2 separate regions of the Mus musculus genome follow, and region 2 is linked to region 1. Evidence: chromatin loops called from intact Hi-C (ENCODE). Cell type or tissue: heart. All regions are shown on one strand. Links, peaks and the distances in the headings refer to the core of each region. The heading gives the core; the rest is flanking DNA. Region 1 holds the start of Kif1b (kinesin family member 1B). Region 2 overlaps Kif1b (kinesin family member 1B).

Region 1 (2,908 bases), core at 130-2,629:
GATTCCACAAAGATGACAACCTGCATCCTCCGAGATACTGCTGCAAGTCTTCTCTGCTACCAGTTTATTCCACTTTCCCTAATCTCTGCACGAAGAGATACTATGCAAATCTATGCACGCCATGCAATACGCCAAGAGCCTCCAATATGGTAAAGTGGCCTTAAACATCAACAGGCCTTCGAGGGCCAAAGCAGCGGTGGATTGCGATGATAAGGACAGAAACACAGAATTTCACCCCAACAAGAATGGAATCTTCAAGCCAGTTTACCCTGAAGGCTCATATAGCAATTCACCAAAGAGAAAAAGTGATTTGGGAGCTCAATTTTGCATTTCCAGTCGGTGAGGGTTTGCGTTGCATGAACAATGACTAGCTTGCTCTGAGTGGCCTCCCAACCCCCACAACTTGGCTTCTGGTGCGGCCAGTCACCCTGAAAGCTGCCAGGGCTGTCACTCGGTGCCTACCAGCAACCGGACTTGGCTCCTAAAGGATTTGTCAGATCATCCTCCCAATATGGCTGCCAGAGTGATCCTGGTCGGCTGAACGTCGAGCCCACACCAGCCTTCCTCCCATCTGGCCAGCATCCAACAAGCCCCCTCCCTCTGCATCGCTTCCTCCGTCCAGCCCTTGCGCCCTCCGCTCTGTCGGATGCCCTTTCCTACCTTCATCGGGCTCAGGGGCATTGCCACATTCCCGGTTGGAACCCTGATGCCAACCACAATAGGGGGTGAGAGAGCAGATGAGGGGGGAGAGATCGGCTGGCTCCTCAGAGCTGCAATGTGCGCACATACGGCGGGACAGCGACCGATCTGCTGGCCCGCGGACAGAGCGGGGCCTGGCAGCCCAGGGGAAGCGGAGGGCTGGTGCAGGGCACTGCAGGGGACCGGCAGGCCGCTGGACCAAAGCCCGGCGCTCGCGGCCGGCCGGCCAGGTCTCTCCACGGAGGGCGAGGCTCCTCACCGCGGAGCCAGAGCCCCGGCCGGCCGCGCCGCTTCCTCGCTTTGCCCCCTCCAGGCCCGTCACCGGCCGGGAGTCCCTCCCGCGGGAGCGGCCCCCTACACCGGCGCCGCGGCACCACCGCCCACCTCGCCTCGGCCGCCCCACCTCAGCCTCCTCACCTCAGCCGCGCTGCGGACAGACGGGCGAGCCGGCCGAGTCAGAAGACGCCGAGGCGCGCAGGGGCGCGGGAGGCCGGGCACCGACGCACCTCAGCGCAGGCAGCGGCCGCCGCGAGCCGCAGGGCGCCGCTCCGCAGCCCCATCACGCGGCCGCCCAGCTCTGCATCGAGGATTGGCGGGAGGCCGGGGCGCGGCTGTGGATGCGGCGGAGGAACAGAGAGAAGCCCGGATCCGAGCTGTCGCCTCCCGGGACCACTGCCGTCTGACTACACCGCGACGCTGCTCGCCAAACTCCGCCCGAAGCCGCCGGCGCGGGACACCGCCCCGAGCTAGAGCGCCGAGCGTCACCTCGGCCCGCCCAGCAACCGAGACCGACGCGGAAGGTGACCAATCGCGATGAAGACCTTGAGACAGATGACCAATAGTAAAGCGTGGCTGGAAGAGGGGGCGGGAGGTGCCGGCGGAGCGACGGAGACACTCGAGCGCCCCCTGGTGGTACGGGAGCCGATGCGGGTGCGGGTGCGGGCGTGCCTGGTGGGCGAAGCCGGTGTCCAGAGTTCCCTCCCGGGTGACCCCCGGAAAGGTGTTAGTGGGTAGCAGCCGCGCCTGTGTAGCCGAATGACCCGCTTCGTAAGGGGACAAAAAGTGGCTCAGTGACCGGGCGGGACTGGACGGTCCAGATGCCATCCGGAGAGCTGGGATTATGTGGGAGCGGCCGAGTGTGGAGTCATTGTCCGTTTAGAAAAACAGCTCAAACGGTGAAGCCACCGAGCCCGGCGCGGTGGGAACGGAACCACGCTCAGGCATGAGTGTATCCAGCAGAAAGCTTCCTAGCCTATTCTTGTCGAACCCCAGCACAACACCTCCCACACGCCACCTTGGGAGAAAAGGAGGAATGAGTAATGGGAAAGCATGACTTAGTGGGCATTCAGCGTCTCCTTGGGAGATGGCGTGCTGGTGTGAGCACAGGAACAAAACGCTTTGTATCGCGCCCAGTGAATGGACTGAGCGGCCTGAGAGAGATGCCCCTAGAGGGGGTTACCAGGGCTCATAAGAACACAAAAGCTCTATGAGCCATGTTTTTTAAAAATCAGATTTAGGTTCAGCTCAAATGAAAAGCCCCACAGACGTTCATAAGCAGCTCAATTCAGTGCTTAGTAAAATATCACAATGACAACCTGCCAATCACACTGCATTTTAAGGTTAGAGGATGTGGTTTGGATTTATTAGCAGAAATTGAAAGTAAGATTTTTTTTTTTCTCTCAACCCTGACTTTAATACAGAATTACTGGGTAGAGAAAGGCCTACACACTAAAACGTGAGAATTAACTTTCTACACTAACGACTCTGGGCAATCACCATGCCACTGAAGTTCCAGACTCCCACTATTCCACATTCATTGGACACTTCTCATTGTGTTTATTTACTTGTTTGTTCTTGTTTGTTCAAGACAGAGGGTCTTGGTAGCTCAGGCTCTCCTGAAACTCACCAAGCAGACAAGGCTGTCTTGAAACCTACAGAGAGATCTGTCTACCTCTGCTTCCTGACTGCTGGGATTAAAGATCCGTACCACTAAGCCCAGCTCTCATTTTCTTTAGAATGTACACTCCACCTTCCCACAAAAGGAGTTGATGTCATTTATTCTGAAACACACACAGAATAGAATTGCTTAAAATATTAGGAGCAACGATTTGAGTGGAAGGTCAGCCTGGGCTACATAGAGAAACCCTGTCTTAAACAAACCTAGATGGCTTAGTGGGTAAAGTGCTTCCGATGAGCTGAGGATCCCAGT
Region 2 (2,908 bases), core at 310-2,809, 96 kb before region 1:
TTGTTTTTACTGAGCCAAATGATTATCTCTTTGTGTGTCAGCGTTTTCCATACCAGACAGAGAGTATTTCAGATTCAAAACTGGCTGAGGAATTAAAGCACCCTGATTATTGATGTAAGTGGACATATATACAAGCTGGAGTTATAAGCCTTACAGAGATACTGAGAGTAAAGAAGTCAACTCCTGTAGCAGGACGTGGTGGTGCATGACTGGAAGACGAGCACTCAGGAAGAGAGGAGGGAGGGAGAACTGCAGAGCTCAAGGCCTATCTTAAAACAAGCCAACTACCCCCAACCCAAACCCAAATGAACAAACCTACCCCCAAAACCTAAAAAAATAAATGAACATACCAACTCCACCAAGACCCCCAAATCAAGCAAACCCACCCACATCCCCTGAAAAAAAATTAGCAAAGAATAAAGACTTGTTCTTTCATAGGTTTTATTTGTTTGTTTTGCTGAAAATGAAATCCTACTATATATAGAAAACTTGGAAATTTGAGCCTCTGTAAGAACAGTAAGACTGCCCATGGTAAACTGGCCTAGGAATCTACTGTCTAGACAAGAGATGCTCAAAAGCCATCTCTTCCAGGAAGTATCCTGACATAAACGCCATGGTTTTGTGTTCTGATGGCAGCAGAGACCTACTTCTCAAAAGTGACAGAGATGCACTGTGTGCCTGTTTCTCCAGAAAATAGCAGTATTCACCCATGGGGCTTGACACACAGATGACACTCTAAACGGCCAAATGGCAAAAAGAATACATTAAAAAAAATGGTTTAGATGTAAGTGCATGAGTGTTTTCCTTGCGTGTATGTGTATGTACTACATGCATGCATGTGTACCACATATATGCCTGATGCCTACGGTGATCAGAAGAGGTGGAGTTTAGAATGGTTGCGTTGCGACGAACTCTGTGTCTGCTGAGATCTGAACTGGGTCTTCTCCAAGAGCAGCAAGTGCTCTTCACCACTGAGCCGGACTCCAGTCTCCAAAGGGTGAACAGATTTTGAGCAGCAGGAAAATATCAGTAGTTTGGTCTTGACTGTCACATCAGTTCACCAGGTCTGAGGAGACAGTACCTCTGCCCAGTGCTCCAGATCACTGACACTCCACATCCCAGGCTTATGCAATATCTTTCTTTGAACTCTTTTTAAAAATACACACATTTGGGGGCTGGAGAGATGGCTCAGCGGTTAAGAGCACTGACTGCTCTTCCAGAGGTCCTGAGTTCAAATCCCAGCAACCACATGGTGGCTCACAACCATCCGTAACAATATCTGGCGCCCTCTTCTGGAGTGTCTGAGGACAGCTACAGTGTACTTACATATAATAAATAAATAATTAAAAAAAAATACACACATTTGCCAGGCGGTGGTGGCGCACACCTTTAATCCCAGCACTTGGGAGGCAGAGGCAGGCAGATTTCTAAGTTTGAGGCCATCCTGGTCTACAAAGTGAGTTCCAGGACAGCCAGGGTTACACAGAGAAACCCTGTCTCGAAAAAAACCAACAAAACAAAAACTAAAACAACCCAAACACCCACACATTTTAAACTGTTTATTTTATGTATAGATTATTTTACTCTATGTGATTGGTGTTGTGATAGTGCACAGGGAGCGGCACTATTAGAAGGTGTGGCCCTGTTGGAGTAGGTGTGTCACTGTGTGTGGGGTTATAAGACCCTCAACCTAGCTGTCTAGAAACCAGTATTCTGCTAGTAGTCTTCAGATGAAGATGTAGAACTCTCAGCTCCTACACTATGCCTGCCTGGATGCTGTCATGTTCCTGCCTTGATGACAATGGACAGAACCTCTGAACCTGTAAGCCAGCCCCAATTAAATATTGTCCTCATAAGAGTTGTCTTGGTCATGGTGTCTGTTCACAGCAGTAAAACTGTAACTAAGACGGGTGTAGCTCATGGATATGCATTTGTGCCCACATGTGCCAGAAGAGGGCCTCAGAGTCTCTGGAACTGTGTTACAAATAGCTGTGTGCCCCTATGTAAGTGCCTGGTAATTGGACCCGATTTGGAAGAGCAGCTAGTATTCTTAATCACTGTATCTTCCCTCCAGTCCCTTAGGTGGTATGTCTGTTTCCTTCTTTTCACTAGGCCTGTCCTTTCCTTCCCTTCTTGTTCCACAACCCCCACTGAATTTTTTCTTCTCCTGGCCTTATACACCACAGCTGCCAGAGGCCCCGCTGAGCACTAGTGAGCCGGAACCACCCTCTCAGTGGCACTGATAAGTCCTTTCTAACGCTTCAGAACATCCACACACTCATACAGTGGTTGCTTTTACTTACAAAGTGCTAAATACGTAAAACTGTTGGGTAGACCATTTGTTTAACTGTTGTTTTTTAAGAAGACATTTCAGCATTAAAAGCACTGAAAACTAGCAGGCTTCTCTGGATCAGACACTGTTCCTGGAATATGGGGACAACACGGAGTGCTCTAGTGGGATGTGGGGCCCTGACTCATTCCCACATAGGGTTTGACTATTATTCTCATCTTGAGTGACGAAAGTGTTCTTTCAGGGACTTGTCATGTTTTATCTCTACAGAGAGAAGAGCATCTCTGCCGTTAACACCTTGCTCGCTCGGCACCGTGAGAGGCAGTGTGGGTTCTGAATGACAAATGTCCCCATCATGGACATTGGTCCCAGTTGATAGCTGTTTGGTGGGTTATGGAAGAGGAGAGCCGTGCTGGGGAGATTCATCCCAGTGGGCAGGTTTTGAGGGTTATAGCCCCACTCCATTCTTGTTCTTTCTTTCTGCTTCCTGCGAGTGAGTGAAAATGAGATCAGCCAGCCTCCTGCTCACACTGCCATGCCATCTTCTCTGCATGATGGACTCTGCCCCTCTGAACCCACAGCCTAAATTGAACCTTTCTTCTCTAAGCTGCTTCTTGT

The links. A loop is a pair of places that touch in the nucleus more often than their neighbours do. Peaks named below come from ENCODE experiments on the same cell type or tissue, not always from the same donor. Only the 100,000 strongest peaks of a DNase experiment are listed, where the experiment ranks them.
Region 2: a loop joins it to region 1, with 2.1 times the contacts of the local background. A loop is called at or near these places in 1 of 42 quality-filtered maps.

The regions. Positions count from the first base shown.
Region 1 is chr4:149,306,313-149,309,220 of GRCm38, forward strand. It overlaps Kif1b (kinesin family member 1B), which reads right to left and starts at 1,421. Exons shown (of 49, transcript NM_001290995.1): 1 at 1,117-1,421. In heart, for the core only: CTCF peaks have their summits at 317 and 1,620 (motif pointing left); DNase peaks (open chromatin) are centred at 469 and 1,489; H3K4me3 peaks cover 2,264 bases; H3K27ac peaks cover 2,210 bases.
Region 2 is chr4:149,210,338-149,213,245 of GRCm38, forward strand. The region is part of intron 31 of Kif1b (kinesin family member 1B); the gene reads right to left. Among named protein-coding and RNA genes, the nearest start is that of Pgd, 45 kb to the left of the region's middle. In heart, for the core only: a CTCF peak has its summit at 1,297 (motif pointing left); no DNase peak of the experiment used is centred there.